Regions from separate parts of the Mus musculus genome. Here region 2 is linked to region 1. A link is a loop called in an ENCODE intact Hi-C map of the cell type or tissue named here. Cell type or tissue: heart. All regions are shown on one strand. Each heading gives the region's core, and the rest is flanking DNA. Links, peaks and the distances in the headings are about the cores only. Region 1 has its middle 140 kb from the start of Gm36561. Region 2 has its middle 33 kb from the start of Gm36561.

Region 1 (16,337 bases), core at 6,475-8,974:
AGCATGTCAGGTATACAAGAAGTTCTAACGTTTCCTGTGCCTGGGGGCATATGGTGGCATAGACACAGGACCTCAGAGACACAGGTCCTGCGGCACTGGCCGCTCCCCCTTTTCTTGGGAATTTTCTGTTCTCCTGATTTCTCTCAGCATCTCTCTTCTGGAGTATAGTGAGCTTCCCATACTCTCCTTTCCTTCACATTTGCATTCACTTTGCTGTGCAGCCTCACAGCTAAGGTCCAGCTCTGTGTGTTAAATCCACTTGGCAAACATCTCCCCTGCCTGCTTCTAGGTGCCACCACCTCATAAGAGCTGGTGTGATTTGCTGGAGTCAAGCTCCTTACATCTTTCTCTCTTTGGTTAGCAGCACTGTCTCAGTTACCCTGACTCAACGTGCCATAGTCCCGGGAATTCTTTTCTCTTTGATCCTCACAGAAGACTTTGTGAAGTCCAAAGCATCGTCCTTCTTCTGGCTCTCACATACATGTCCTCTTCTGTTCTCACAGTCATTGCTAATGACCAGGTCCTTACATCTCACATAGTTCAATATGGTCATTATTTTTCTCTACACTGTCTTCTGTTTCCAGTTGCTTCTCTGTCCTTTGTAGACCTGCTTTCTAATTATGTTTCTGAACACTGTTACAAAGTGATCATTTCTCCATTGGCATTGACAACACTCACTGGATTCTCTCCTGGGTTACTGTAGTAGACCTTTATTGTCTACTTACTACCATTAGTGACCCTGCCTCCAATCAAGGTGCTCATCTATGTCCAGAGTGAGTGGTTTCAGAATCAAGTGTAAACACATTAGCTACCTAATGGGTCTCTAAATTTCATAGCATAATTCCAAAGGCTTTTCCAGATCTAGGCTCTCTCACCTTTTACATTTGATCTAATCTCTTGCTATCACTTCTAACCTTGGACAGTCTTTTCTGGGTACAAAGCAGAGACATAACCAACCACAGATGTCCTCTTCCTCTTTTCGGTCAGGCAGATCATGAGGATAGACATTCAGTTACTCCTCTGTAAGTGGCTTAGAGTTCCTGTGTAAACAAACTCGGTGCGTGTTCCCATGGTGCCAGAAACCATGACACTTGAAAGTGAAAGATCTAGTCATTCATCTGTAGGCATCTCAAGTATCCAGATGTTTGACATCCTGTTGACAAAACATCAAGATGACTGGGGAAGAAATGTTCAGTCTTCCAGTTGGAGTGTGTTTTAGTGTCTAGAAGTCATCAAAGCAGCAAACACCCTCAAGGGGCTTTCTGGAGGAAATGACTTCAAGGTGAAACTAGAAATTGTTGTGTCCGGCCAGCAGATCACAGCCTGGGTTCTAGCCTGGAAAGGCATTTTGGAAACCTAGAAGAGAAGAGGGGCTAGGTGGCAAGAGAAAGAAATGTAGCTAAGACAGGCATTCTGATCAAAGCTCAATTTTACTGTTTCGTACACAGTTATAAAGCAGGGGAAGGGGCCCGATTTCCGCCAATTAATCTTGGAGTTCAATAGCAGGGTGACCACGTGCATGACTCTGAACAGCAAAGCGACAGGTTCCAGCAGTGGGCATGGCAGAACGATTGAGCCAGCAAGCTCCACCCCTGAGCAAGCAGGTTTCAGGCTGGGGGAGGGGAGACTACAAGAAATGTCAATGCTCTAGTGGGAAGAAACACCATTATCACTGGATGTGTAGGACTTCAAGCACAATAAAGTTGTCTGAACTGTGGCAGACTGTTGATAACAATCTGCCTTCTTGTTGGTCGGTAATCCCAGTGCTAACTATGGCAATGGCTTCCATGTGTAGATTCTTCTATATGTGCTATGTCCTGTGTTAGGCAGAACTCCTCAAATTGAGTGTCTTTTGTCCACAAACCAATCCAGTTACCCAGAAGCTCTAGCGTTATGGTAAGAGTCTAAAGCCAACATGGCTGGACCTGGATCTCATAGCAGAGATAAGCCAAAGGGGTGAGGGAAGACAGGTCGCTCACAAGGACAGGCATTCACTCCAAGCACAATAAAACCCAGAAGTACACATGTAGTGTGAACATTGTAGTAACGATGGTAATAATGTTGGTTTTGGGCAACCCAAAGAAGAACAATAATCAATGATTTAGCTTAACTATCAAATTTATAGGAAATCAAGAAGAAACGATCCCTAAGTGCTTTGGTGAAGAGATTAAAGAGAGCAGCTATGCTATGGAGCAAAAGAAACCCAGAGAAGTCAACTGTCAGCAGCCCACAAAAACTTGTGAAGGCATTTTCTCATCTTTATGTCTGAGCCCATTGGAAATATAGTTTACTAAAAGGCAAACTGGGGCAATTCAGAACTGAAAGCCTCCAGCGTGTGGGGGTATTTGCTCATGGTTTGATGATCTGTGGCAAACATCTACTGTTTAAGGGAGTCAGCTGTAACTCCGTGTGACTTGGAGAACCTCGGTTCAAATGACTGCTGTCTCACATGTGTGCTCTCCAGACAATGTGTCTGTGATTACCGGACATGTAGCTCCCTTGCGACGTTTATCACCAGTTGATTGAAGTTTATGGAGAAGATATTTTTCAATGAGCAGAAAAATAATGGGAACATTTTCAAGGTAGGAGGTTAGCAATGTGCACAATAAGGTAGCTTAGCAAATAGGAACCTGGAAGCCTGTGGCATGGAGGTCAACACTGACAACTCAATGAAGACTCATCTCAGAGTAGGGTACATTTGCAGACTTGTTTCAGAGTAGAGTATATCCATCTTTATATCTCTATAAAGTGATAGCTTATTATTTTCCTTCTAGTCTACAAATGGCTTCTCCTGTTAAATTACATGAAACCACATGAATATGGCTTTTAAATGAATAAATGTATTGTCCAGGTGTGAAAGCTGCTCTAGTAAAAGCAGCACAGAGACCACACTGCACAAACTGTTTGCACAGCTACATCGGCCTTGTATCTCTTAGAGTTTATCTGGCCAGGAATGAGAGGTCTGGATCAAAGACTCTTCAGATGTCCTGTCAGCTCTAGAACATCCTGCTTCCAGCTGAGATCTGACGGCCCCCATGGGATTTATGTGCAGGACAGGGCTAAGGCTTCGTGAAATAGAGTCCTCATTTGTCACATCAGAACAGCTCTAGGTTGTGAAGAATTTTGTGAATTCCAAGGGGGAAAAAAACCATGTGGCCCAGCTTCTGCAAATGGATAAGAGGATTTTATTATTTTCAAAAGAAATCAAACATAGAAAGCATCCTGTGGGTATCAGTTATTTCTTGGAAATACGGATATGATCCAGAGCCCTATTGAGTTCTGTATCTATACCAGTTTCTCTTATCTGCTCACATATATACATACATAGGGGCAATTCAATTTCGAGTGGAAAGTTCTCTGCCACATGGGATGCAAAGATGATGGTGAGACCAAGTATGTGGAATTCATACTCGCACATCTGGTGATAATTAACTCCAGCTAATATACAGTAAAAATACATTTGGAGAGTGAGGGTGCATGCGAAGAGAGCGCTCAGAGTCCTTTAAAGCTCTGTTCTATTATTAAATTTCAGCTGCTTTCATGTTAAACTTCAATTAAACAGTCTCATTGGTTCATTGGAGAGGGTCTCTGTTGGAAACGAACATCTGTCATCAGACGCGTTTATAAACAGCTGTGGTTTTCCCTGGCATATAGGCTGCATTATGCATCCATCTGGACAGTCTAGCATGGGGACTCTTACTTGGACCTTTACCTGACTTGGTCATTTATGATGTTTAATTGGCTTGATTTCTCCAGAGAGAACTTCTCCTTCTTTCACACCTCGTGGAACCAAACTGTGGTTTTGTTTGTTTTTGTTTTGTTTAACAGAAACAGGATTGAGAAGGTTACAGTAAGTGAAGAGACCTCTCTGAAAGGGCATGGGATAACCTGACTACCATATTTTCTCCTTCATCTTTTGCTAACCGAACCCTGGTCGGGGAGAAGGGCCAATATTGGAGTGGAACAAGGCCACATTGCTCTCTTTTAACGAAATCTCTTCCCAATGAAACTCTGGCACTCATTTGTTTGATTTATTGCCTTCCTTAAGCTTAGAAACCCTGGCCACTTCTCACACAAGGAAGAAACAATAGCTTTGGTTTTTCCAGGGCTTATCATGCTAACTACGGTTTGTCTGTGAGCAGGCACAACAATGTAACCATGAAGAGGGGGCGAGTGTGTTTGCCTCAAAACCTTTGTTTCTGAGCAGCACAAGAGCCGAAAAGTGTGCACTTAGCCAAATACAAACATTTATTATCTGTACCCTTGTTATGTTCATGATAGGATTTAGGAAAACAAGAATAATTGATGATATAAAAAGAACAAAATATCTAAGAAACAATATATTTAAGGCAAAAAAATCTATGTGACGATTTCTACTGCATATGAAATTATGATCCGTGACATAAAGATTCATACAGCCAACAGCATGTTACTCACATTATTTTCATAAATTGTTCTTCTTAAATAATTTATTCAAGAAACACTTAAGATATGTCCGAAGGGATAAATGACCGCTGAATCTTTCAAAGCTCCCTGCAATAATTTAGGTTCCAGAAAATCCTTGCATTTTCTGCCGAATCTTATACTTCATAAGAACTTCTATATTTAGCAACAGTCACATATGGTTGCTCACATAAAGCACAGAGAGGCACCTGCCTACTTTATCTTCTAGGAAAACAAAGCACCTCCTATCGGACACTTAGATTGGAACGAAGATTGAACCTACACTGATGAAGCCAGCTTATCTGACCCCATCTGCCTAACAACTTCCATGAAATGCAGAGAAAAGAATGACACTGGGGCTGGGAAACTACTGCAGAAAACACAATGTCTTCTACTAGGACTAGAAAAAGAAAAGGGTAGAGGTACCTGAGGGCTAACATAAACTTAGGAGATTCACAAAAGATGCCCTGAAAGTGGAGAGGTGGGAATTACCGATAGGAGGTACTGACATGGCGGGAGAGCATTCGGTGCCAGTCTTTCACAGTCTGGATCCTTCCGTCTTAAGAAGGCTACCTCCTGAAAGGCCAGAGCACTAGCAAGGGCGCGGCCTGGGCGCTCCTCATACACTTCCAGGATATTTCTGTCTAGGCCCTCCTCTGTGAATTCAGCTCTTGTAGTCCCACAGACTTAGAACTGGATCACAGTCGCAATTAAGGTCAATGCGCTGGGGCCCCTTGTTGGACCGTGCACCCTGCATTGCTCTCTTTCTGCTGTCTTTTCTTTCTGCATGTCATATCTACCTCTTGTTTGTTTTAATGTTTATTTTTAATTGCATGTGTACGTATGTCTCTAAGTTTGCACGTGTGAGTGCAAGCACCAGCTGAAGCAGAAGGTGTTGGGTTCCATCCCTTCAGAGCTGGAGTTATAAAGGTGGTTGTGAGCCTCCTGACATGGGAGCTTGGAACTGAACTCTCATCCTCTGGAAGAGCAGTAGGTGCTCTTAGCAGCTGAATCATATCTCCAGCCCTGAGTGCTGTCTAGAAGCTAAATCCACATATTACCTACATTGGACTTCCCTGAGGAAGCCAGGTATACTCCACCATCCTGTAGCCCAGGTGCGCCCCACCATCCTGCAGCCCAGGTTCGAAAAAAGGAGTGTTTCTCTGTCTTTGAAATGCTGTTTTACCATGCCGTTCATCCTTTCTCTATCCACCAAACTACCCTTGCATGCGAGTATTCTCATTGGAAAGAGCTGCTGGTGCTCTCGCTTCTTGTCTTTGTAAATTTACAGGATCCATTCCTAAGTTCTTTCTGCAATGTGCTGACAAAATATGCGTTTGTTCATTTCTCCAGTGACTATTGAAAGTACAACACTTATTCAAGGTGTCAGAAATTTGTTGATGAACAAGAGCCTCTGTGAAGCTCACATTCCAGAACCATGCTGTTCTGGTCTTAGAATTCATTGGAAAAATCAGGGAAGGATTGTTAAAACTCATTTATCATCATCATCATCACCACCACCACCACCACCACCATTATTAAAGCACCACTCCAAAGTTTCTGGTTTACTCAGGTTTTAGGGGGGCAGAGCTGGTCAGAGAGCAACCTGAGGGACTTAATTCTCTCCTTGTATCACAAGGATCCTAGGAACCAAACCCAGGTTCTCAGGCCTGGCAGAAAGCACTCTTCACCTATGAGCCATCCGTACCACCCGATGTTTTTGCCCACCCTGCTGCTGTTGCTCAGGTACCAAGCACACTGACAGCACATCTGATCTAAGAGGAGACACATGTTTAAACACCAAGGAATTTTTGTAACTAAATATGTGGGTCACAGGACTGAGGACACAACCTTGCTAACAGAATATTCTAAGTTTTATTTTGAGTTACATTTCTAAATATAGCAAAAATAGTTTATGGTAAAAGAGATCATTTAATATGTGGGGGTTGGGAGAAGGCATGTTAGCAGAAAATAAAATTACCGAATCAACTAATTGATTTGGTTGAAATTACAGTGATTTCTTTTTCTGCATGAGTGATTTTAAAGGATAGTAACTACCATATTAGATCAACTCATATTTACTCCAGACGCCATTCAGACCCCAGCAAAGCTCTGGCATGCTCACATCCCTAGGGAAGATCGAATCAGTGAGAACTGGGCGTGAAGGGAGTTTCAAAGAGGTGGCAGAATCTGAGACTCGGTGCAGATATTCCCAAAAGGGAGAGAGTTGCCTCATGAGACAACATAGCTCATAGCTGAGGCGTTCATATCCATAGATAAGACATACCGAGTCACCAGAAGGCTCTCATACCTAGAGAGCATGTCTGAACTACATGTGCAAGCTGGGAAGAAAACATTGGTTCTTACACAGTGACGGAGCAGGCTGTTCTGACCTCAGTCACTCCCTCAACTGAACTCATACGATGAAACCTTAGGCCTGACCATGAAAGCTGTGGGAGATGGGGCCCTTGTTACGGGGTTCTTGCCACTACAAGGAGAGACAGAAAGGTGGCAGGCAAGTTGTCCTGTTCCGAGTCACTTTGCAGGCCTCAGTCAAACAGGGTAACAGACATCTGTAAGACATGAAGACAGCTGTCATAAGGAAACGGTCTGCTGACAGCTTGCTCTTGAATCTCTATCTTCCAGAGCCAGGAGGGAAAATTATTATGCTCTTCCAGCCACTCTTCATATGATACTTTGTAATGGCTATTCCATCTAAGACACAGGAAATTAAACAAAACACCAATATAGTAACATCTCCACTCATCACACTCTTAGAATCCTCTTCATGTGACACAGACTCAGTCTGACTTTGCAAAGCTGGATTAAGGGAAAATGGAGTCCTATGTGATTATTAATTTATTATACGTCACTGAAGGCATAAACTAAATAAATAACAAGAAGACGTTAAATGACTTTTGATGTGGTCTACAAACACATCAGTGCAAGAGCAACCATGGAAGACATACATTTCTCCTCTTTCCTATAAGGTGATCATGGAACTTCAGAACCATGCAAAGACTTGTAATTAACTCCCTCAAACACCTCATTCTTAGGCTATGTAACTTGAAATGCCACAATACTACCCTGGACAATGGCTGTGTCTTAGTTGAGCACAATAAAAATTCAAGATGTGAGAAATAATGGTGGGGGAGGGGGAAGGGAGTGATTAGCAGGACAATGATTGGCCAAGAACCAAACAAATTTATCCTATGAGTCAATCTGATGTCCAGATTTCCAGGAAGCATTGCAGAAACATCTACCCAAGCACACTGGCAATCACCCGCCAAAGCAAGTGTCTGTTTCCCAAAGCTGGACTTGTGTACACTCCATAAACAACTGTCAAAGACATCCTACATCTGGATAACACAGTTGCAAAGTTAATTTTGGTTAGGAAAAAGTCTACACCCCTGGTTTTAATTTGAATGGAATTTTGATCAGGGGCAAGAATCACACTGTGGGCATTTCTAATGTTTCTATGGATGTGTGGAATGGTGGTAGGAGCTGCCAACCATGAGAGATGTGGGTAAATAAAACACAGAGAAGTCTAGGAGAGTCTAAAGGTGTTGCCTTGGGGACTGTTTAGTTCTGTGGACCAGCAAACAGTGGGGATACTCAGCATTACACTACAAACCCAGGGTTTGGGGTCCAATGGAGCTAAATGTTATATATAGCATTAAATTTAGTTTGTCTGTACTAAATGGCTGATGCTGTCTTTAAGGAAATCTGAGAATTCTCTTCTAGTGCTTCTGTAGATCAGGATGAGCTGTACTTCCAAAAGAACCCAGAGGTTCAATAGACGGCACAGTGAATAAAAGCTCTTGCAATACAAATGGAAGGACCAGAGTTTGGATCCGCAGCACCACATAAAACCTGGACAGGAGAGGTATGAGTGTGTCCATGTTCTCAGAGCAAGATAGATGGAGACAAGGGACTCCTGAGACAAGGTAGATGGCTAGACCAGCTGAAGCAGTGAGCCGTGAGCTCAGATGAGCGTTTATCTTAAAATATAATATAGATCATGGTCATGATTGAGGAGGACAGTGTCAATCTCTTACCTCCACACACAAGCACACACATGTGGTCACCTGTATACAGTTACCCTCCCCCAGCCTGTGCAAACATACATATATACATGCACATATATCATGCACACATGTTTCTGTACCTGTGTATACTTACCCACACACCCCCAAAGCACACATAAGCATGCACACATGCATGCATCTGTACATACTCATTCCCTACATATGAACATACATATACACATGTAAACACACATATGCACATGCATTGACATGTGTGTATACCTGTATACATTACCCACCCAACACACACATACCCACCTACATGTACATACACACTGAAGAACAAGAACCTTTGTCTGAATAGTCAGGATCTTCCAGCACCTTCCTTTGCTTAGAGCATTTGTGGCATTTAGCCTGTGCAGGCATTCACTCCTTCTCTGTCCCGACATTATGAAACCCACTGAGACTCACTCTCTCCATGCAACGCCATCAGAAGACCAAACATCCCTTCCTGTTCCTGTTGTTGGCAAGTGGAAGATGAGCAAAGGCCAACGCCCAGTGACTTTTGAAAGAGCCTCTCATTTACATACGAATGGCTGAAATGCACATTAACCTGAGCTCCTGAAGGAAAAATACAAAACAAAACAAAACACCAGAAAACAAAAAAAAAAAACAGCACAATTTAAGGTTTAGAAACAGATGCGAAACTTGATTGGTATAAGAGCTGAAAATTTGGGCCAACCACAATTACCCAAGTAACAATAACACCTGTATACATTTCTATATTTCCACGAAACATAGAAACTTCTTATAGAAAACTTTACCTTCCACTGGGTAAGCATACAAAGACACCACTGTTCATGCTACCCTCTCACCTCTGACCACCTCACCCTGACTTATAATTTAAATCAGTCTTGTTCTGTCAATCTCCATAATGGACTGCCCCTTTTCAAAAATACACACATACACACACACACACACACACACACACACACACACACATGTACACATACATGTATATGTCTGTATGTATATCTATGTTCCTGGTATCTGTGTATAGCATGTTTCAGAGGGAGAGTGTCTCACATATCCTAGGACAGCCTCAGATTTGAATGTAGCTGGAGATAACCTTGACCCTCTAATCCTCTCAGTTCACCTCTCAAGTTCTGGAATTATGTTAGGCACTGTCACACCTGGTGCACGTGGTGCTGAGGGTGGACACCAGGGCTCTGTGCCCTGCAGGCAGCATGCCACCATCTGAGCTGTCATCAGCTCTATGGCCTGCCTCTAAGGAGAGTATTGAACAGGCTCACTGAGTGAAAAAAGAATGGCCCATGATTCCTAATTCAAACAAGTGGCTTAAGCAAACTTCAAAAACTGCATTAGGCAAATTGACAGTGGTCACCTGAGATTGGGGGCCAGGGGCAGAAAGGCATTTATCCAGACTAGTATGGAATAATACATCAGAAGAATTGAATTCAGGGGTGGGGTGGGCTTCTTATGCTGCACTGAGTTGGTTCAACACACTCACTCCTTGTCTGATTCTGGGCAGTTCGTTTCACAGTGTATTTCCCCCAGGAGACTCACGGGAAATGGAAGTTTCAGAACTACATTGTATTTTTATGATGTTTCTGTACCTTGACTGCAGAAGTTTCAAAAACAAAGATCTTTGGGGTTTTACTTCTTTCTCATTAAATTTGGCCCAGTGAATAAAAGCTTTTGCAACACAAATGGGGGGACCAGAGTTTGGATCCCCAGCACCATATAAAACCTGGGCAGCCATGGCAGTGTGTATAATCTCACAGTCAGGGAGATGGAGACAAGGGATTACTGAGGCAAAGTAGCTGGCTAGACCAGCTGAAGCTGTGAGCTGTGAGCTCAGATGAGAGCTTGCCTTAACAGATAATATAGAGCATGGTTGTGACTGAGGAGGATGGTGTCAACCTCTTACCTCACACACAAGCACACACATGTGGTCACCTGTATACAGTTACCCCTCACATGTGTAAGCATACACACACACACACACACACACACACACATATATATATATGTGTGTGTGTGTGCCTACTTTTCCTAAGTTATTTAACAACTTCTGTAGTCACAATAATGTTTATGTCCATGTGACAATAATGAACACATGATCCTACAGATGATGGTCCAGCTGTTCCGGTACATGTATGTGACAAAGAAAAATGTGATTTAAAAACACTCTAAATAATAGAGAAAACTTTAGTAATGGAAGACTATACTATACTATACTAATCTATACTGAGAGATGCCGTGTACTGGGAGGGGTGTGATGCTATCTGGAGCTGCCCCTACCTTGAACAGTGCACATAGCTAGAGGAACCAGAGGCAGAGCTGTATCTCCAACAGAGGTGAAGGAGGAGGTCTGATGTAGACACAAGCACAGGGCCACAGCACCTCCAACAGGCCACACCTCCTAAGCCTTCTAATCATTCTCAGTCAGTCCCATTCCTTGGTGACTAAGCACTCAAACACATGAGCCTATGGGATCCACTCTCATTTAAACCACTACAGCTGGAACATGACTTGTTTCAACTGGAAGATAGTTGTTGTCTTTGAAGGAAGCTGGCATTTGAAAGGTCTGAAAATAGCAGGACGGCACTGAGGATGAGATGAAACAGAAGAAATAACACAGATTGAGGGAAGTCAGACTGTCAACGGATCATATCATACCTAAACTTTGAGCTTGTTCACCAGGTGTAGCCATGGGAAGGGCTCAGAAAAAAACAACCCTCTATTGAGTTGCTAAGAAGCACAGTCACTTAAAAAAGTAGCCATGCCTTTGTAATGCATCATGGAGGCTCCCTTCCTATGTATGAGCCAGGCATGAGGTTGAGAACCCCCTGACTCAAGCACTGCAAAGCTATCAGTGATCTCTTAGCGATCAGAACAGAATCTTCCCTGTCTCTTTGCTGTTGATGATGACTTAAATATTTTATGACTTTATTAAGTTGTAGTTGACTGATCTATATATTTAGAGTATTCAAGATAGTGTTTTGAAATATCTATCAAGGGAAAACGTTGGTTCTCTCCACAATCAGGATAGATTATCTGTCAACTCAAGGTTTAGATTGTAATGTGTGGGGTGGGAATGCTTGAGTACCATTAATTATAAAACCTCAAGTACACCACATATCATTATCTGCCGTAGTGTCACCAACCTGTACAGTAGTTTCTTGTGGTGGCTGTTGCTAAACACCTGACACGAACAGTTTGAGGAAGGAAAATTTGTTTTGGCTCACAGCTGTAGATGGTTTTGCTTATGGTAGCTTGGCTCCAGATGCTTGGGCAGAACATTGTGTCACAGAGGAAAGCTGATCATTTCACAGCTGGCAGGCAAGTAAGCAAGCAAGCAGGTAAGCAGGTAAGCAAGCAAGCAGGTAAGAAGTAAGCAAGCAAGCAGGTAAGCAAGTAAGCAACCCATGCAGTAGAGTTCAGTGTAGGACACTACTTGCACAGGCCCATCTCCTACTCTTTGCCCCCTCCCAGTAATACCCCGATGTTATGAATCCATCAAAGGATTGATCCATTGATTATGTTGGAATGTTCATAAGCCAACTGTCTCTAAAAATACCCCCAAACTAAGAAGTATGCTTTCCAATACCGTAGGTGATTTAAAAAGTGTGTGTGTGTGTGTGCGTGTGCGTGTGTGTGAAGTTGGTTCTCTTTCTACCATGTGGGCTCTAGGCATGAAGCTCAGGTTGTCAAGCTTGCACAGCAGGCCTCTTTACCACTGAGCCATCTCTCCAGTCCTTTATTTGCTCCTTAATCTCTTATAATAAAAATTCATATCATATGATTCCTGAGCTTACTCATAACTTAAGGTCAGCTTTCTTTGACCAACATTAATCACCCAACCCCCTCCCATGCCCCACAAGCTCCTAGGAACCCAATGTCACTCTATTTCTATGAATTTAGATTTTTTAAAAGAGTCTAGTATGGATTAGATGGTATATTTTTGTGTTCGGTTTATTTCTGTTGGTATATTCTCCAGTTTAATCCAATTTGTTGTATGTATTAGAAGTTTCCATTTTTTTAAGGCAGAATTGCTTATACTTCATAGTCCTTGGGTAATTGCTAATTGATAAATATTACCTAGGGATGAATCAATAGTCAGCTAAAATGAAATTTCCTCTAAAAAGGCTTAAGGCTACTATAGTGGTGGGGGGTTGGGGGAGTAATGGCTTCTCACTGAGGTTCCCAACCTATGTGAATTCATGAACTGAGGCTTTCAAATGAAGTTTCAGACTCTGGAGGGAGGCGACTGCCCTAGACCAGTTGTCTATTCTTCCAGGAAACCTTTTAAATTTCTCACAAAGAAACTCAAATTAATTTATCAGAGATGTGCCCTGGATGTGGGGGGACCTCAGCATGCTTCAGAGGCACCTGGCCCCTCTAAGCTGCCAGATTCCTACAATCCTACTCTACACTCCACCAATAGAAACGAGGGTCTATTGAGAACAGGTTAGAGAATGTTTCAAAGCTCTAGTCAATTGGAAACGCTGAGATAGCTTGTCCCGTGTTCTAAGTATTTCATAAGACTAGTGTCCTAGCTACACAGCTGCATCCCTGTCTTTGTCTCTGATAAAATCCACGGCAGAATTTAGTGTCATCTCTTGAAAGATTCAGAAATTGGTGCTGTTCCCCATTTAGGCTAAATGCTCAGCTTGGGCACAGTGTTTGTGGATCTAGGAGAATAATTTGAAATTATGAAATGAATAATATTGTGGCTTCTATGGCAGTGGCTTTTTTGGATATAATCTCTGTGTGTTTGCTTATGTGTCTTTTTGACAGAGAGCCTTCCTATTTTGTACTGGCTTCCATGAAGCTCATTATATATCCCAGGTACCTAAAACTTGTCATTCCCCCTGCCTCAGCCTCCCCGTTGCTGGAATTTTTACAGTATGCAAACATATCTACCTTGTATGAGTATGTATGCACAAGCCCAGGCACGAGAAAGCAATCATTAACCAGACAGGTGCTGTTTCCTTAGCACTGATTCAGGGCAAGGAGTGCTGGTGTCGTGCTTGCTTCCCTACAGGGCCAGCACTGAGCCTTTGCCTTTTTTCCCTCAGAACTCTGCCCTGTCTTTAGTCCTTGGGGTGAGTGCCCCACAGAGGTCTGGATGCCTTGACAATTTCACACTCTACCGCACTGGCCTACTATGTGTATCTTGTTTTGCTAAACAGAGCACATGTGCATGAAGCAATAGGATTTCAGATACTTCCTGATAGGGAACTTTAGCATGGGGGACAAACTGGGTAAAATACAAATCCATGGTCCTGAGGTATGGAAAATTTGACTGTTCCCCACTGCACTAGTCAATTGCTGGGATAAAGTACCTGACAGAATCAAGTTGAGGAAGGAAGGGAGAGTCTACGTTGGCCACAGACTGAGGGTACAATCTATCATGACCCCAGTGTGGCTATACTTGCAGCAGCAGAGGCACGAGGCAGCTCTCAGATCATGTCTGCAGTCAGCAAGTAGAGTGCTGTGTCTGATGCTCCACTATCTTTTTCAGGGAACCTAGCCCATGGGAAGACACCACCCACACTCAGAGCGTGTCATCCGACCTTAGTAGAACCTCTATGGAAGCACTCTAATGGACTAGCCCAGACGTGTCTTCTGGGAGACACTAAATGCTGTCTAGACAATAATCAAGATTAACCATCATAACCATTGAAAGTGAAAACACACACACACACACCCAAAAAAGAAAGTGAAAACACACAGCACTGAATGGTTTTATTATTATTGTTATTATTATTATTTCATTTTCTGTTTCTGAGGCAGCACAAGCCAAATTTGAACATGCTTTGTTAATGTCCCAAAGGATCTTCAGAAGAGCTGGAAATGTGTCCTTGATGGCTACAGACGGGTTTCCTTCAGAGGGGAGGGGAGAGACACTTAAAATTCAAAGGTAGACAACTCAGGAAGTTCCTGAAAGTTACAAGACTCAAAGGTTCCTCCCCGAGGTTATAGAAGCAGTAAGGACCTCCAGAGAGAGCAGACTCTCTGACTAGCAGACCTGCCTGCAAATTGTGCACAGAGCTAAGGAGAGGGAGCTCCTGTGAGTTACCTGCACTGGGGTGACTCACTAACACAGGTGCCTTAGAGTCACCTTGTTGTTAGAAGAAACTGATCACGTGTACGTAGCCCCAGTAAACTCTGGTTCGCTAAACTACTCTTGGATGGACTAGTTTCTTGGGTCTACTGTCATTGCTCCTTTTGGGATATACAGGTCACTTTAACTTCTCCCCAGTAAAAGTAACAGACAGAGTGCTCTTTGGCACTGTGCATTGTGACACTCGACTTTCTGGGTAGCAGGCACTTTCTATACTTACTATCCCTGGTACCTGTTTTCCTTCCCATTTCTTAGACAGTTAACTCCCATTGCTCTCTCTCAGCCCTTGCTTGGTTCCCTGACTAGATGCCTAGTGGTACAAAGCCTGTGGAGGCCTGCACTTCATACCGTCAGGACGGGCAGAGACCCACAAGAAGGAAAATCAGAGAAGCAGAGAAAGCATACTGGTGGTATCAGGAGGGAGTAGAGTGGGGGAGCCGTGGGGTGGAGAAGATGTGGGGGCAGAGAAACTGTCTGCGATAGACAGAGCTTTGAAGAACCCTGAGGCTGGGAAGAATTCTCCAAGCTTTGCTGCACAGCGTGACCTTGGCCTCTCACAAAAGGCTGCAGTGAAGTCCTGGCTGCTTTCAGTTCCTGCTGGATAGCACTGTGGGCACCTGATACTGCAGAAAATAGCCCACTGAGTGTGACAAGCCTTAAAGACACAGATGCCTCTGGCGACAGTAAACATAAACAAATTAAAGACAAATGAAGGGGCAGTGGCTAGCTCATTTTCCAGACTCACGTTCAGGCTAAACATAGTTAGCCAAAGAAAATTTGTCTGGAAATCTGAGTGTCTGAGAACGCACCAACAATGAAACTGCTGAGGGCCACCAAAAGGCAGCAAATGAGTAATTATTTGTGAATGCACTCAATTAAGGAGAAGCTGTAACACTAGGAGAAAGCATAATAGTTCATTCTGGATGTCTGTTCAGTGTGTAATTTTGAATGAGTTTAGATTAAGTTATAATCACGCATTCAAACATGGGATAAATATACACAATCCATTTCCTTCCTCTTTAAAGTGCTATTTTAAGAATATGGTATTTTACCATGTTACAGCAATGATATCAGTAATGCTATATCTTTAACATTGTCCACCGAGCCCAAATTGGGGGGGGGGTAGGTTCCCTTGAGGGGGGACCCTGCTATGGCTGTCTTTCAGTTCTTAAGAAATTCCATGTTGTGAAGAAAGTCCAGGAGAGTCATTTCTATTTATTAATTCTTAATTCTCTTCAGGAAAGATGTGCCCGTATTTTCCGAGTAACAAAAGTCTTATTAGTAAAGAGTGAAAAAAAAAAGTCATCAGAAAGGAAATTTTATGTACATTTTCCTATTTCAAGCACACTCTACCCTTGGCCTGAAACTATATGTACTTCAGCAGTTACGAAAACCACCTGTTCTTCCAGAGGAGCTGTGTTCAATTCCTACCACCCACAGGGTGATAGACAACTAACGCCAGTCCTAGGAAATCTGATGCCCACTGCTGGTCTCTGTGGGCACTAGGCACATACATGGTACACAGGCATACATGTAGGCAGCACTTCTAAACTCATAAAATAAAATAATTTAAAGGGAGTATACTCTTCGTAAAAACTGTATTTCCTTTGGGGTTACTATAGTTACCACCAACAATGGTTACTCAGGGAAAAAATACCATGATGGCTCGTCCTACATCCAGAGAACCTGAATGCCCAGCCCTGAGGAATTCC
Region 2 (16,337 bases), core at 6,375-8,874, 110 kb before region 1:
GAGATATTAAGGGATAGTGATTGTTGCTTCCTTTTGTTTTTGATGTTATTTTTTATGATTGTGTGGATATCTTCTTTTGGGTTTGTTGAAAGAAAGTTACTTTCTTGCTTTTGTTAGGGTGTAGTTTCCTTCCTTATGTTGGTGTTTTCCATCTATTATCCTTTGTAGGTAGGGCTGGATTTGTGGAAAGATATTGTATAAATTTGGTTTTGTCTTGGAATATCTTGGTTTCTCCATCTATGGCAATTGAGAGTTTTGCTGGGTGTAGTAGCCTGTGCTAGCATTTGTGTTCTCTTAGGGTCTGAATAACATCTGCCCAGGATCTTCTGGCTTTCATCTGATGAGAAGTCTGGTGTAATTCTGATAGGTCTGCCTTTATATGTTACTTGACCTTTTTCCCTTACTGCTTTTAATATTCTTTCTTTGTTTAGTGCATTTGGTGTTTTGACTATTATGTAACAGAAGGAGTTTCTTTTCTGATCCAGTCTATCTGGAGTTCTGTAGGATTCTTGTATGTAAACATACATACATCTCTTTCTTTAGGTTAGGAAAGTTTTCTTCTATAATTTTGTTGAAGATATTTATTGGCCCTTTAAGGTGAGAATCTTCACTCTCTTCTATACCTATCATCCTTAGGTTTGGTCTTCTCATTGTGTCTTGGATTTCCTGGATGTTTTGGGTTAGGAGCTTTTTGTGTTTTCTTTGACTGTTGTGTCAATGTTTTCTATGTTATCTTCTGCACCTGAGATTCTCTCTTCTATCTCTTGTATTCTGTTGGGCCCCATTTGGGTCCTGGTTTGGGCCTTGAGGACAAACCTAAGCCTGGATTGAGTTTTGAGACCTGTCTCAGTCACTTCCATATCGGGATGACTCAGCAAGTCCTGTTTGGCCCTGCCTCTGCCCCACCATTGTTAATGTAGAAGCTTGCCATTGGCCCTGCCAGTCACTCCATACCCTCTGTCACCCTTCCCTGCCTCCTGTGTCATTTTACCCTACCAAAAATCCCCCTCCCTATGTTCCGATTGTATATAATTGTACTGGCTAGTTAAGTGTCAACTTGACACAGCTGGAGTTATCACAGAGAAAGGAGCTTCAGTTGAGGAAATGCCTCCGTGAGATATAACTGTAAGGCATTTTCTCAATTAGATCAAGGGGGAAAGGCCCCTTGTGGGTGGGACCATCTCTGGGCTGGTAGTCTTGGTTTTATAAGAGAGCAGGCTGAGCAAGCCAGGGGAAGCAAGCCAGTAAAGAACATCCCTCCATGGCCTCTGCATCAGCTCCTGCTTCCTGACCTGCTTGAGTTCCAGTCCTGACTTCCTTGGTGATGAACAGCAGTATGGAAGTGTAAGCCGAATAAACCCTTTCCTCCCCAACTTGCTTCTTGGTCATGATGTTTGTGCAGGAATAGAAACCCTGACTAAGACAATAATCAAGAGGCTGATGCCCTAAAGTTGAGTTCCTGCTTCAATAAAACTCCCGGCTCGGTGTGTGTCTTTCAGGCCATCTACATTTGCCATTTCACTCAGCTTCAGAGGGACTCTGGTGGGATTGGGCCTCTCTCCTCTTTCCTGAACGTGCTGGCAAGGAGCCGGCAGTATTCTGTTGGTGATGCTTGCATCTATGACTCTGGATCTCTTTCCTAGGTTTCCTATCTCCAGGGTTGTCTCCCTTTGTGATTTCTTTATTGTTTTCATTTCCAGTTTTAGATCCTGGATGGTTTTGTTCAATTCCTTCACCTGTTTGGTTGTGTTTTCCTGCAATTCTTTAAGGGATTTTTGTGTTTCCTTTTTAATGGTTTCTACCTGTTTACCTGTGCTCTCCTGTATTTCTTTAAGGGAGTTAGTTATTTATTAAAGTCCTCTATCATCACCATGAGATGTGATTTTAAGTCAGAGTCTTACTTTTCTGGTGTACTGGGGTATTCTGGTCTCACTGTGGTGGGAGAACTGGGTTCTGATGATGCCAAGCAGCCTTGGTTTCTGTTGCTTATGTTCTTCCCCTTGCCTCTCCCCATATGGTTATCTCTGGTGTTAGCTGGTCTTGCTGTCTCTGACTGTGGCTTGCCCTTCCTGCAAACCTGTGTGTTAGAACTCCCAGGAGACCATTTCTCTCCAGGAGGAATTTGAATATGGACATCTGTGGCACCTGGTCAGCTCGGGGCACAAAGAGAAACTAGAAGGTTTCTGTCCCTGGCTGTTCCTTGGTTCCTGTGTCCTGATGGTTCAGGATGGGTCCCTCTTGGGCCAGGAATTTGAGCAGAAGTCACACTGTCCTCACAGGTGAGTCAGTGCTCCTGGGAGACCAGCTCTCTCCCAACGGTATTTGGGTATGGAGCTGGCTGCAATGTTTATTTCCAGCTATTTGGGGTAGGTTTTCTCCTCTTTGGGGACAGCAGTATAACCCTTTTCTAATTATTTTGCTTATGAAAGGGACATCTCGCCTCCAATTCCATTTTCTTCATGACAAGTGAGGTTGGCTGCCTTCTTTTCACTGGTTCTTTGTGTGTGTGTGCATGTGTGTGTGTACATGTGTGCACATTCTATTACAGACCTATGCATGATAGCACATGCATGCATGTGGAGGTCAGAGAACAGTTTAGAGAGTTAGTTGACTCCTAGTTTATCAAAATTTCAGTTTCCTAATTGAAATGTTGCCATCCCTCATCTACTTTGCTGGCATTCCTGCTATGTTGCTGGCTTCTCCCTGGGTCTCCAGCTTCCCTGCTATGCTGTTAGCTTTTTCCAGGGTCTCCAGCTTCCCTACCATAGCCATGCTGCTGGCTTCTCCCTGGACCTCCAGCTTCCCCACCATGGCCATGCTGCTGGCTTCTCCCTGGAGCTCCAGCTTCCCCGCCATGCTGCTAGCTTCCCCTTGGGTCTGGGATATAGTTCGTGACTTCATTAATCTGTTTATTTTCATCTCTGTTGAGATCATTGATAAGTTTTCCATATGTACTTTTAACTTTTAAAGAAATTCATTGTATGTGCATGAAGGCTTGGCCTGCAGATATGGATGTGCACCATGTGTGTATGGTGAGAGATCAAACGTACTCCATCTTGGGATCAGCCTCCATCCATCTTAAAGAAAAAAAAGCCAGAGACCTTGACCTGCAGCAGAACCCAAGCTGCACCCAAGTACCAGGAAGGGACCCCATGGCTTGTCCTTGGCCCATATTCCAGAATTACTCCCTGGCTACTTCTTAGCAACAGTCAATCAAGATTAGTCTGATTGTTTGTGATACACTTCCAGACCCTTTGTGATTGTTCACGCTCTTGCTTCAGAGCACCCACCTATCAGCTTACAGCAGACACTCAGTCAGATGCTTGCCAGGCTGGGCACCGCCTCACTTACTCCCGGTCCCTATAAAACCTTGTCCTGCTGAGGGTTCGAGGCTGCTCTGCCTTCCCTTCCTGTCCTGCTGTGTCAGGGTTGGGTTGGAGGAGAGCCCGAGCTTGAGCTTGTAGTAAAGAGACTCTAATGCTATTACACTAGAGACAGCTAATTGGTGGTCTTTTGGGGGTTCACAAATGCTTCCTGGCACAGCAATGGTACCCTCAGAGGCCAGAGAGTATTGGGACCTTTGGAAAAAAGACTTGCAGATGGTTGTGTGCTGCTGTGTGGCTGCTGGGACGGAACCCGGGTCCTCTACAAAAGCAGCAAGCTCTCAACCACTGAGCCCCTCTCCAGCCCCTGGACATCTGAATTCTTATCATTCATGTTTACCTATTGCAGCAACTTTGAATGGGAGGTTGAGCTTTCATACTGGAGAGGAATCACTCTGCCTCCTGGGTGACAGGATTCTCTGCCATGGCCAGTGCATCTGGTAGGTTTGGCTCTCTCCCAGTTTTACAGTGGGGTCATCTCAGTGAGCGGCTACTTCTTTCATTATTTTTTAATTAATCACAGGAAGGAATCATTTCATCAAGTCATTTTCACACAAATTTCCCATCTGCTCTGTTCTTTCCTTCCCCCATGCTCCCCACATCCTATGGCTGGTAGAATTCTGATGTCTAGAAGCTACAGAAATGCCAGGCAGGTGTAGTGGCTCGTGTATAATTCCACCACTTAGAAGGCAGAAACAGCATCCATCAAGCAATCTGTCTCACAAGACTAGCCTGATCAGTGAGCTCTGGGTTTGACTGAGAGACCCTGCCTCTCAGTAAATAAGGTAATAGAGGAAGACACCTGATATCAGTAAGCCTTGGATCTCCACACTCAGACCACAGAGGCCATATAAGGGCTTAGACAACATGGTGGCAGGATAGTCATCTGGAATGAGTCTGCAGCATTCAGACATATGGTGAAACAATAGCCAGCTAAAGATACCTAGGGACTCACCAATAAGCAGAAAGTTGAGCTATGATCTAATGTGCTATATTTGTAAGATAACATTTTTGTATGTTTTTTTTTATAAATATACCCTTGAGGCTGGGGTCAGTGCCTTCACCTCTCCACAGTGATGCTGTTTCTATGGGATCCTGTATTAAAGCTGTTTTTACATGCAATGGTCTTTTGATTGTGTTACTACAGGGTGAAGGTCTTGTCTCTCACACAGCAGTGATGTATGAACATGCCCAAAGTCAGCTATGGACACACATTGCTGCTGCTACTGCTGCTGCGCATTGCTGGGAGACAAAGGCAGTCCTAGTTTTTAAAGAAAAGCCCCTATTCTGCAGGTGAGTTTCTGGCTGGACAGGTGAATTCTGCATTGCTCTTAGGCTAAAACATTATCCCCTTGCTCTCAAAGGCTGGGAGAGCACAGAGTGCTGTTTAATCAGTGGCATCGGAGTGGCAGATGGTACCAACCAGGGCTTGCTCCTGCTTCCTCCTGTCTGCTCCTTCCTTGGCACAGCAGCTTTGCCAGGGTAAGGGGAACTGATCCAAAGGAGACCTGTCATAGGGAGGAGCAGCCTTTGCTACAGCTAGTTTGTAAGGATAAGTGAAGGCCAGAAAAGTGTTACCACGGAAAGGCTGCCTTGGGTAACTGAAGAAGTCTGGGAGACAGCGGTGAAGTCAGAAGCGAATCACATCTTTTGTCAGAGGTTGATTATGCTTAAAGCTGGGCTGCCTAAGTAGAAGGCTGCCTGCCACCTGCCTGCCACCTGCCTGCCACCTGCCTGCTGCCTACCTGAATTTCTTCCTTCTCTCCCCACCCTTCCCCTTTCTTCCCACCCTCCTTTCCCTTCCCTTTCCTAACCTAACATTTCCTTTTTTACCCTATCCTTCTCTTCCCAACTTCTTCCTTTTGGCCCTCCTTCCTTCCTTCCTTTCCCCTCCCTCCCCGCTCTCTTTCCTTCCACTCAGTCCATTTTCCTGGAAATTTCATTAATTTTTATGGTTGAATTCCATTACGTGTCTATGTCCTACATTTTCTTTATCCATTCGTCTGCTGATGGACATCTAGGCTGATTCTATTTCCTTGCCACTTTGACTAGAGCATCAATAGTCAAATCCATTGTGACCTGGGTCTTGTGGAGCATGCCCAGTCATAGGGAAATGCTGTAGACAGTGCTGATCCAAACTGATGTGCTAGGCTTGGGTGCTAAGGAAAAACTCCTGGTTTTTGACCCAGCAAAGGAGCTGGTGAGTAACGAGGGAGCAGTGAAGCTACAGTGGGCAGATACTTGAGAGATGCCTCCTAAGGTTGGCAGAGGATGAAAATCTCATGGCCAAGACAAGCTCCACTTGATCTCTATCCAAGAGCAGAGAGCCCAGCCACCTGCTCACCTCTCATGTCTGGCACCACCGTCTGTTTAGAGCCAAACTCACAGTGGGGCATGGAGTTGGGACAGCTCTGTGTTTGTACCTGTCTGTCCATGGTGACAAAGAAGGAATTAGAGACACAGGCAAGATCTTGAACTCTAGTCACCATAAGAGGCAAACTTATGACAAATCTCTGGACAGAAAGCAATCTTAATATGGATGGAAGATGACTGGCTCAAGCCACCAGTCAGGAGGAGCCTGGAGTCTTCACCTCGGGCAGATCAGTGCTGAAGGGCAGCGTTGGAGTCCTGGAGGGCCACACAGCTTGAATGACTTTCCCTACACAGGGAGGGCTGAACTTTTCCTCGGAAGCTGTGTGTTGGGAGTGTGCTGGGGAGCAAACAGCCCAAAATGCAGATGACTGGATGAGTCAGGAAGTGATCTGTGGTGAGGTTTGCAGTGTCTGGAGTTTGAGGCCCCAGCCCCTGAACAATTGCTTAGAGATTTAATGATTGTTATTAAGCCTACATGTATTCAATTGGGGTTTTCTTTCTGGTATTTTTTACATGTTTCAGTCCTTCTATACTAAATATACAGAAATAAGCAATGAGCCATGTGTGATGGTCTACAGAGGCAGGAGCATCTCTGTGTTCGCCATCAGCCTGGGCTAAATTGCAGGTTCTAGTCCAGCCAGGGCCATATAGTGAGATCTGTTTCCAAAGTAAATAAGCAAATAAGTGAATGAATAAATAAATAGATGAAATAAACAATAACCACCCAAATAATACATACTAAACAGCAGTTGTAAAGGGAAGAAAGAACCCCAGAAAATCCAAACTGGGCTGGGGGGGGGGTAAACCAAGTAATAATATCTTTTGAGCTTTAGAGAAAGACTGAAGATCTTATCCTCTGTCCACATCACACTCTGTATCCCATGCACATCTGTCACACTGAATCAGTGTGCAAAGCTGGCAACAGCAGGAGTGGGGAGGCTCGCCCAGTGCTCTCGCATTAAATTTTATGAGAGATTTGTGTTTGAACTTCTTCACAGAATTTTGCCATCCTTTCTCAAGCTGCAACCTTGAGTCACATCAAAACCCTGATTATCTTCTAGAACCAGAGAGGAGCTGGGCTTGCTGAGAGCCTGGACCAACCCCCCCCCCCAACCCCCCCCCCCCCCCGCCAACCCCCCTGTCACCCCCACCCCCACCCCCGCAGGAAGGCAGAGGCTCCCTGTGGCTGAGCAGCCGCGTGCATCTGAGGCTGCATATGTATAATTTCTTACTGAGTCTGAAAAGCCTGTCTCCACAATTTGAGTATTGTAAATGCCTGTTCATTTTCTGGTGACGTGAAGCAACAAAAGATGTTGACAGAAACATGTTTTTGTTTTTGCCTTTAAAAAGAAAGCTACATTTTCAAAACCTAATCTCTGGAAAATTAAACTGGCTACTCCCTTTTGTGTCTTTTTTGTTTGATAGTACACATTCACACTTCTTATTTGAAACGAAAAGAGAAAATGTTTTTCTACGATATCCAAAGCACTAGGTTTTAATAGCTGATTTGATTGAATTTCCTTCAGGAAAACAACATCGTCCTTGCTGGAAATTAACAAATAGATGAATCCATTAAACATCTTCCATTAAGTGGAAGGAAATCATTTCTCTATTATAAAGACGCAGCCAGCAGAAGTCACAGTGCCCCCAGCCATGTTTGGCAGCAGCGGAGAAAATTCAGTTCATTTGCCCCGCCCTGCTGTGTGTGGGACCATCAGTCAGAGCTTGTAGCCTTCCATCTCCGTTAAGACACTATGATCTTCCTTCCAAGGAATAATTCTACGTGATGCTGAGAGATTTGGAGTGGAAGGAGGAAGATAGAGAATTTCAGAGATGAAGTCTGCACAGATGTATTCTGATGGAAAACTCATTTGTGTCTTCATAAATATGTCCTCGCCCCTCTTGATTGTTGGGTGCCCCAGTGGGCGATTCTTAGCAAAAGACAAACTGGTAGGTGGATAAGCGAAGCCGGAGCGGGACAAACCCATGCATTAATGCATCGCTTTGATCTGGCTTCTCAAATGTTCTACCATTCCATCGGCTCATTCCTTTAGATAATTGGAAAAAGTGCTGCCACTGGCTTCTGGCCCAGGCCTGTTCCCCTTCAAGGAAACGGGATCCAGACACACCTGCACTCCAGCGGATCCTTGGCTTCTCTGGAACAAAGAGGAGGCAGAAGGACATTCTGAAACATCCCAAACTGCTTGGAATACTACCTACCAGCAGAACGTCTCATATGTTAGATCACTCTACTCACAATGCCAGCTAAAAATACCTTCTGGGCTTTTGAGAATAGGAGTCTCTGAACTTCTGGTTGGGGAAAAATAATGATAGCAACAGCTTTTGACTCCCATCATAAAAATGTAGAATTATCATCAGTATGATAAGTTTTATTATCATTAACAACATGATTTGTGGGGGCATGGAATAAATAAATATAGGAAACTGCTTGTATACTTATCTGAGAAATGGGATCAAAACTAGCAGAGATTTGCAAACCATTCTTTTTTTGGAGGCTGAATTTTATCTTTGGATATGAAGGCCCTGTGGAGCAAACCCAGAAAAAGTTAGATGAGGGCCCTAACTGAGAAGCAGGACAAACTATTTTGTGCAGGGAGTGGTGAAGGAATGTGAAGGCCCTGAGGTTGCACTCTATTTATAGCTGACGTCACGGGGCCCAGAGGAAGGCAAGAATGCTGGCCCAGAGGTGAAGGCCAATTGTGTCAGCAAAAGCAGGGACCACTGTTGGAACTTGGTCTGTAGGTTTTTCATAGTGAGACCACAAAATTATTTCTCAATAACACTTGCACCAAAGGAGAGGAATTGTAAGCTTTGGTCGGTGGATCTTAAGAGGGAGCAGCAAGAATGCTTTGGTTTGCTCTTGAGTGAGACGCAATCCTCATTATGTCCAATGGAAGACAAGCTAGCTCTTGGCTTTAGAGCTGTTTGTCCACTTTACAAGGTGGTGCGTGTAAACATTCTGGAAGGAGATATGATGCCTACCTTGTTGGTGGTGGCTTGTTATGTGAAACTACTTGAAACAATAGTCTAAAATGAAAGACGGTGAGTATCCCAGAGAAAGGTAGAAGGATTAGGAGCCTATAAAGAAGTATCTCCCATCAGAAGCATTCATTTGGGAGATGCTAGTGTTAGCCAGTAGTACCTGACTTTAACTATGATAGATAATCAACCATTCATTCATTCACTCACTCAGTGAATAAGTACTCAGTCATTTAACCGATGAATCAAATGGTGACTCAAACCTTTGCAGAATGTCTGCCCATTGCTCTGTGCTTAGGAACCAGAGAAGATAGCGATGTCTGCGTGTGTGCAGAAGCATGCTGTGTCTTAAGAATAGTAGCAAAAATAAACGCTGTTTGAAATGATAATATAAGCCACACTGCCTTACATCAGCGTCGCACATTCCTCATAGTTCTGTCTTCCTGAGAGAAACACACCCCAGATACATTTTCAGCCTTCTTTGTTCTTACTGTTAGGTTAGGGTCATGTGACCACCAGGTGTGAGCAGAAGCAACAGAAGCCAATACCCCAGAGTCTTACTCTCCATTGTCCCCTGAACCTTACTCTCCATTGTCCCCTGATATGGACTCCACGGGAGACAGTCAGAGCTCTGTGAGGCTTCCTTGAGCTAGAAGCAGATATTTATTATCTCTTCTGTATGAGAGAAGGAACTGGCTCACAGTGTGATGCACTGAACATGGGAAGAGGGATTTCCCACAAACACTTCCAGGTATGAATTCCAACTTATTCAGCTTATGTGTATCTTGGCCTAGAGGCAATATTAGACTCGCCTTTGTAATCACAAAAGAGTATTGGATACAAGGAAGAACTCTAGAATCACAGGGAAGGTTTTTTTTTTTTGTATTTGTTTAGCCTTTTGAAATAAGAAATACTTAAATATAATCCAAGTGAAGGAAATACATCATAGAGAAGCAAAGAATAAGGTTATAAAAAGTCAGGCCATAGAAGAGTCAGGGGAAAGGTCTCACGCAGTGGTTCTCAACCTGTGGGTTGTGACTATCAGAAAGTGGGTGGGTTGGTGAGCAGGGGGAGGGAGGAGGGGAGAGGGGGTTTTCAGAGGGGAAACCAGGAAAGGGGATAACATTTGAAATTTAAATAAAGAAAATATCTAATAAACAAAAGAAAGCATATATTTCCAACAGTCTTAGTAACTGAGGCACTGCTCAGTAGCAAAATTACAGTTATGAAGTAGCAACAAAAATAGACTTATGGTTGGAAATTTCTACACAGGCAAGGACAGGAAGCCTCAAACAAGGGACTGCAAAGAACTAAAATGTCCGCTGGAAGAGCTGAAGCCGAGCCGGGCGTGGTGGCGCATGCCTTTAATCCCAGCACTCGGGAGGCAGAGGCAGGCAGATTTCTGAGTTCGAGGCCAGCCTGGTCTACAAAGTGAGTTCCAGGACAGCCGGGGCTACACAGAGAAACCCTGTCTCGAAAAACCAAAAAACCAAAAAAGAAAAAGAAAAAAGAGCTGAAGCCTCTGAACCAGGAGACGAGCTAACCTCCCCTCAGAGACTTCCCACAGCCTGACGTATACCTGCCGCCTGCCTTTTGCTCTGTTTCCAGCGCAGGGGACCGAACCCAGGGCCCTACAGGAGCTAAACAAGTGCTCTGCCACGCAGAAGAAAATGGTGAGGGAAGCAGCTCTTTCACTTCCTGGTTCAAGCAAGAACAAACCATGTTCTCTGGCCAAGTTTTATTCCCTAATGCCTTAGAAGTACAGAGACACTGCGATTCTGAACCTGTGCCCGGTAACACGCTTTCACGACCCATGGCATCAAGAAGGGATGGACGGACATGGGAGATGGCTTTGGAATGGATTGGGGTTTGTTCAAGGCAGGGATAGAGAGAACCTCAAGCTCTAGTCCCAGGACTGACAGAAGAAACAAGCCATGTTCTCTCCTAATTATGCAGTGAGCTCTTTTTGGACCATATGCAGATACTTAGTGACCCCACCTGGAGTTCTGAAAGCAGCCACCAACATTACACTTTCTTTTTAAGAGGCAGATTAACCATGATCCAGAGGTGAATTTACCAGTGCTGTGCAGGCAGTAGCATTCAGACCTGCCTTCAGACCTGACCCATTGGAGGTCTCTGCTGCCTTTGCATTGGGATAATGTGACTGGGGAGAGACAGGGGACTGATTTTGTCACCACTGTGGCAGAATTTAACTTACTTCCTGGTAATGGGTCTCACATTGCACTTGCCAACGAATGCTGCTTAGTGGACCATGAAAGGGTTTTTAACAGGATTTAAAAAGTTGAACAATTCTTTAATCCTAGCACTTGGGAGGCAGAGTCAGGCGGATTTCTGAGTTCGAGGCCAGCCTAGTCTACAAAGTGAGTTCCAGGACAGCCAGGGCTATACAGAGAAACCCTGTCTTGAAAAACCAAAAAAAAAAAAAAAAAAAAAAAGTTGAAGAATTAACCACCCACCAACTGGTGGTTATATAGAAGTTAATCTATCACATTAGGTTCACAACACTAAGTAACTGAGGGGTAGGTAGTTTAAACAACAGACTAGTATAACTTCACCAGTGTGAAACCCAGCCTCAAGTGCCCTTCAATATCTTACAGTCAAGTGGCTTATCCTTTCCTGTGCAGCCTGAGTTCATGGAAAGTGTGAGCAGACTCTGTACAGACACCAGAGATAGGAAGTCACTGGTATGAGGGCCGGCCATAGTTTTGGAGAATGGTGATCATCTGGGTGTATTAAAAACCACCCAAAGAATATGGATTTACAAGGTCTAATGTATTTGGTCATATACACCATGCCCCCCCCCACACACACACCTAAGAATGCATGCATTCTCAGCAGAGGGCAGAAGTAACTTAAAGGAAGCTTCTGGAATGGAATGGGATGGAAAGATGAGGTGGAGGCATCAGCATACATGTTGGGAAGCTGGAGAAGAGTAGAAGAGGTTTGTGGAGTTCCCTGAAGGCAGTCGGAGCATCGTTGAGTGATGGAGGGGTTGGGCAAGAGGCAAAGACAATGACCAGGATCTCGAAGAGCTTTCGTGTTTCCTGGCTTGCTCACGTTCCTGGTAAGTTTCGACTTTGGTGAAACTGAGGCTAAAGTGACTCGTGTGGTCTGATATTACACATTTCCAGAGCTGCTCCAGGAAGGGACCATTTTCTTTTCTCAGAGTACATTTCCCCCAAGAGGGTGGCATGACTGGAAAAAAAAAAACCAACCAAACTTTTCTCTGTTTTGTGCCTTTAAGACAGGGTCTACATGTCAAGCACAGGTCCTTGACTGGGGGTGGACAGTTTTCCCTGGACTCTAAATAAGTACTTGAAAGGTCAGGCTGGTGGTGTGTAGCCTGAACACTCACTTAGGAAAGATAGTCTGGAAGCATTCCATGATTCAACCTCGGCTTCCCTTTAAAGCTCACAGATCTGTGTTCCAGTTCAGCTTTGTACTGCTTCCTAGAAGGACTTGGTTATCCCTGTTGGTTATCTTCTGGTTGGTTGGTTGGTTGGCTGGCTGGCTGGCTGGTTGGTTGGTTGGTTGGTTGGTTGGTTGGTTGGTTGGTTGGATAGTTCGTTGGTTGGCTGGTTGTTTGGTTGTTTGGCTGGTTGTTTGGTCAGTTGATTAGCAGATTTGTTGGCTAGTATTTTTGTTTGTTTGTTTGCCTGTTTTTAGTGCTTATAATTGAATCAGGCTAAACTCCTGATCTCCTTTGGCTGTTTGAGACAGTGCTCTAAAACATGCTACACTCTACAGAACAACTGAGAGTTCATCTTTGGGCTTTTCCTGATCTTTCAGGGTATAAACTTGCCCATCAACAATCTCTGGGACTCACGTAAAATCTCTGATAATTCAACACAACTATGTATGGAAGGAAGGCTGCTAGATCTGCGTGCACCACCAGAGCATTCTCCTCAGTAAGCCTATGAAGTGAAGTTACACAAATCACCCTTGACAACTGCATGCATCAATAGCATCTCCTACCATCAGCACTGCTGGAAGGCCTTTGGATACTCACAACTGGCAGCTCAATTATTGTTAAAGGTGCAGTAGGCATTGAGGAGCCTAGCCTCACCAATGGCCACTGGACAGCCACATTCTATTCCTCCCCCCCCCCTTGATGGCCTTCCCACCTCTCAGGCAGGTCATGCTTTCCCAGCTCTTGTTTTTATTCCATCCACATTAGAGGTTTCTTCTTCTGGAAACACTTTTTTGATCACGTTTCCCTCTTCCCACTTTGAGCTTCATGCTGGTCATTTTTTCTGGGCCCCATGTTTTTTTTACACCACAGACTCAATTGCTGTGCATCATGGTTACTTCATTTGTTCTCTGAAATCTTTCACGACATACAAGATGCAAGGCAGATGTTCTGGTTTGGTTCTTGATTGTCATCCAAAGGTCTCTGTGTTAAAGGACCTTCCCCAAGATGGCACTGATGCAGGGGCAAGGTAGTAGACTCTTTAGGAGGAGTAGCCCAAGGGGAATCTTTAGATAACGAGAGGGATGTCCCTGAAGCTCAAAGCAACAGGACTACTCAATCGTAGACTGTAACCACAACAGTGGGAACTAGAATAAATCTGTAGCAGAACCCAATTAACAGTACTCAAATTGATCTCAGTGGCAGTGGCACAAGTTCCTTACTACCCGCCCCAATGTTCTGGGTTCCCAAGTGAAATACACATATGCACACACACAACCTTTATATTTGGATATGCCTTAAGCAGCATATAGTGTGTGTGTGTGTGTGTGGGGGCTCTTGGGACCACTTTTCCCCCCTCCTACATGGCAGTTATATCACTGTAAAGAATCTTCTCTGGCGAGGGTCTCTCTTCCTTCCCCAGCATGGTGGCTCTCTCTCTTTTCTTCCCTTTCCTGTGTCCCTTGCCCAGGAATCCTAAAGTCCCGCCTCTGCATCCTTGCCCAGCCATTGGCTGTTGGCCTCTTTAATTACCAATCAGAACCAACTGGGGTCAGGACACTGCAAACAGTTTGTGTGTGTGTGTGTGTGTGTGTGTGTGTGTGTGTGTGTGTGTGTGTGTGAGGGGGGGAGGGGGGATTAATTAGCATGAGAATACTAACAGCTACATTAACCTTGGTTTTTGTAAGCTGATTGTCTCAGGTCCTTTTGACAGAAGCTCTCCTTATAGTGACTACATTAGTTATGTTTCCAATTTCTTTGACAAAAATGCCCAATAGAAGCAACTTAAGAGAGGAAGGGTCCATTGTAGTTCACTGTTTGAGGAAGAGTCTATGCGGTCCACGGTTTGAGAAAGGGTCTATTGTGGTTCACCATTTGAGGGTACAGTCCATGATGGAGGGGAAGGAGTCACTGTAAGAGATTGAGGTGTGTGATCACATGGATTCACAGTCAGGGACCAGAGTTTAATGAATGCTGATGGGCAGCTCATTTTCTCCTTCCTGTACAGCACTGGAGACTAGCCAATGGGGTGGTGCCAACTCATATTTAGGGTGGGTCTTCCTACCTCAGATAACTCCATCTTTAGGTTCTTCACAGACATGCCCAGAGGTTTTCCTTCTAAGTGAATCTAGACCCTGTTAGGATGGCTGCTGATATCACCATCACGGGGACCATTTCAGTTTTATTCCCTACCATTATTAATTCTCACCGTTAGTTCCTGGCAATGAGAAACAGACATTACATATTGCGAGACTAAATGAATGCCTGAGAAGAACAGAATTTGAACCCAAATCCCGAAAGCTTTTGATTTCCCCCAATAATGGCTTCACTGCTGTTGAAGATGGCTCCTTGCTCAGAGGTTTGCTGCTGGGGCCAGAGGAGATGACAGAGGCCACAGCGATCTGTAAACTGTGCAGATAACATCATTCAGTGCCTTAGCTGTGTGTGCACCACACGCCATCTGTTCCTTCTGTGTATTCTTACTGCGTGTTTCAATTTCTTTCATATGCAGATTTTTTTATCATGAAAATTGTAAGTTGATTTTTTTTTTCCTCTTGCAGTATACCCTCACTTCCTGTTATCCAAAGAAAGTTATGGAAAGTTCAGGGGTAGAAGCTTTGTTACCTACTGACTAGCTTAGTGTCACAATCTCCACACCAAGTCAACAGTCACCCTAACTGAATTATTCCTCTTTTATGTCTGCATACGTGTTTATGCATGTATATATTTGCATGTGTTTGGTGCACGTGTTTGTGAATGTGTATATGGAGAGTACCTCCCCAGTCACCCCAGGTGCTGTCCGCCCTTTCTCCCCTGTCTTATTCAGATTCTCCCATTGATTTGAAACTTCTCAGTTGGGCCATATATCGCTAACCATGGCGATGAGTAGGTATCAGCAGCGTTACAGTTTTCATGCATATTATCAAAATGTTCTCTTTTAAAAGCAGAATTAAAATGTGTTTCTTTGCTTTTTAAAAAAGAATGTTTAAAAATTGTAAGTATGTATGTATGTGTGTGTATGTGTGTATGTGTATGCATGCATGCATGCATGCATGCCTATGTGAGTTTATCTACATCATGTGGGGCCAGGTGCCTGCAGAGGCCAGAGGATATTGGATCCCTTAGAACTAGAATCATAGGTAGCTTTGACCCACCCGATTTGAATGCTAAGAACCAACCCAGGTCCTCTACAGTAGTAGTAAGCACTTTTAACCACTAAGCCATCTCTCCAGCCTCTAGAAATTAAGTCTATAAGAAATATCACATGCATACAACAAGAGAAACACTAAGAGACAAGGCAAGAGGTTCTAACACACGTAATCGAATATAAACAAAACTCTACAAACACTGGAGAGGAGGAGACATCACATTTGATGAGAAACCGGCTAAAAATATTCTAAATCTGATTATAGATGTCAAGAATGTTCACAAAGCTCTGTAATTCCCATAGAGAATAAAAGAAATGAAAAATCACACCAGGCACATTGCAGTACTGATGCTTTTATATAATTAACAAAGGAATTTGTAAGTGCAACCCAAAGAAAAGCAAAGATTCATTGTTTGAAGAATAAAATAAAAGATAAAGAATGCAGCCTCCGCTATCAAAGGAAAAGTAGTTTTAAAGTCTAAAACAAATGACTGCCGCCCGAGAATACATTCCTCCAGAGTTACAGAGAAGTCCCGCAGGAAACAGAGAACCTTGCCGGGGATACGGGGATACGTCGTCCACAGTCACGTGCTAGAAAAAGCCAAAGCAGTGAGTTCTTCCTGGAGGGAAAATGAAAGTTCAGGAGATGAGGGGAGGGAGGAGGGATGGAGGACACCATTTGCCCGCCTGTGGGTAGAGATGCAAAGACCTCTTCTTGGCACTTCAGCGGCTCTGCACTTCGAGTTGTCTCCTTCACACCGTAGGACTTTAACACAGAGAAGCAAACAACGCTGCTTGGGATGTTTGGAATCCAAGACCCCTGGAGAACTCTTCCTTAAGTCTGACCCTTTGCTTAGCTTGATGCTTAACAAGTCTCTTGAAGGGAGATTTTATCCAGATACTCGACATCCATCTTTTCTAGTCCCGGTCATCCCAGTTAAGTGCTTACTTTCCCAGATCAACTAGCTTGCCACAGCTTTGGCTGCCCATTCCATTCTCCGTG

Evidence for each region. A loop is a pair of places that touch in the nucleus more often than their neighbours do. Peaks named below come from ENCODE experiments on the same cell type or tissue, not always from the same donor. Only the 100,000 strongest peaks of a DNase experiment are listed, where the experiment ranks them.
Region 2: it touches region 1 in a loop (2.2-fold over the local background); 2 of 42 quality-filtered maps call a loop at or near these places.

What each region holds. Positions count from the first base shown.
Region 1 is chr1:189,170,228-189,186,564 of GRCm38, forward strand. No RefSeq gene overlaps it. Among named protein-coding and RNA genes, the nearest start is that of Gm36561, 140 kb to the left of the region's middle. In heart, for the core only: no CTCF peak of the experiment used is centred there; a DNase peak (open chromatin) is centred at 7,724.
Region 2 is chr1:189,059,963-189,076,299 of GRCm38, forward strand. No RefSeq gene overlaps it. Among named protein-coding and RNA genes, the nearest start is that of Gm36561, 33 kb to the left of the region's middle. In heart, for the core only: no CTCF peak of the experiment used is centred there; a DNase peak (open chromatin) is centred at 7,839; H3K27ac peaks cover 1,431 bases.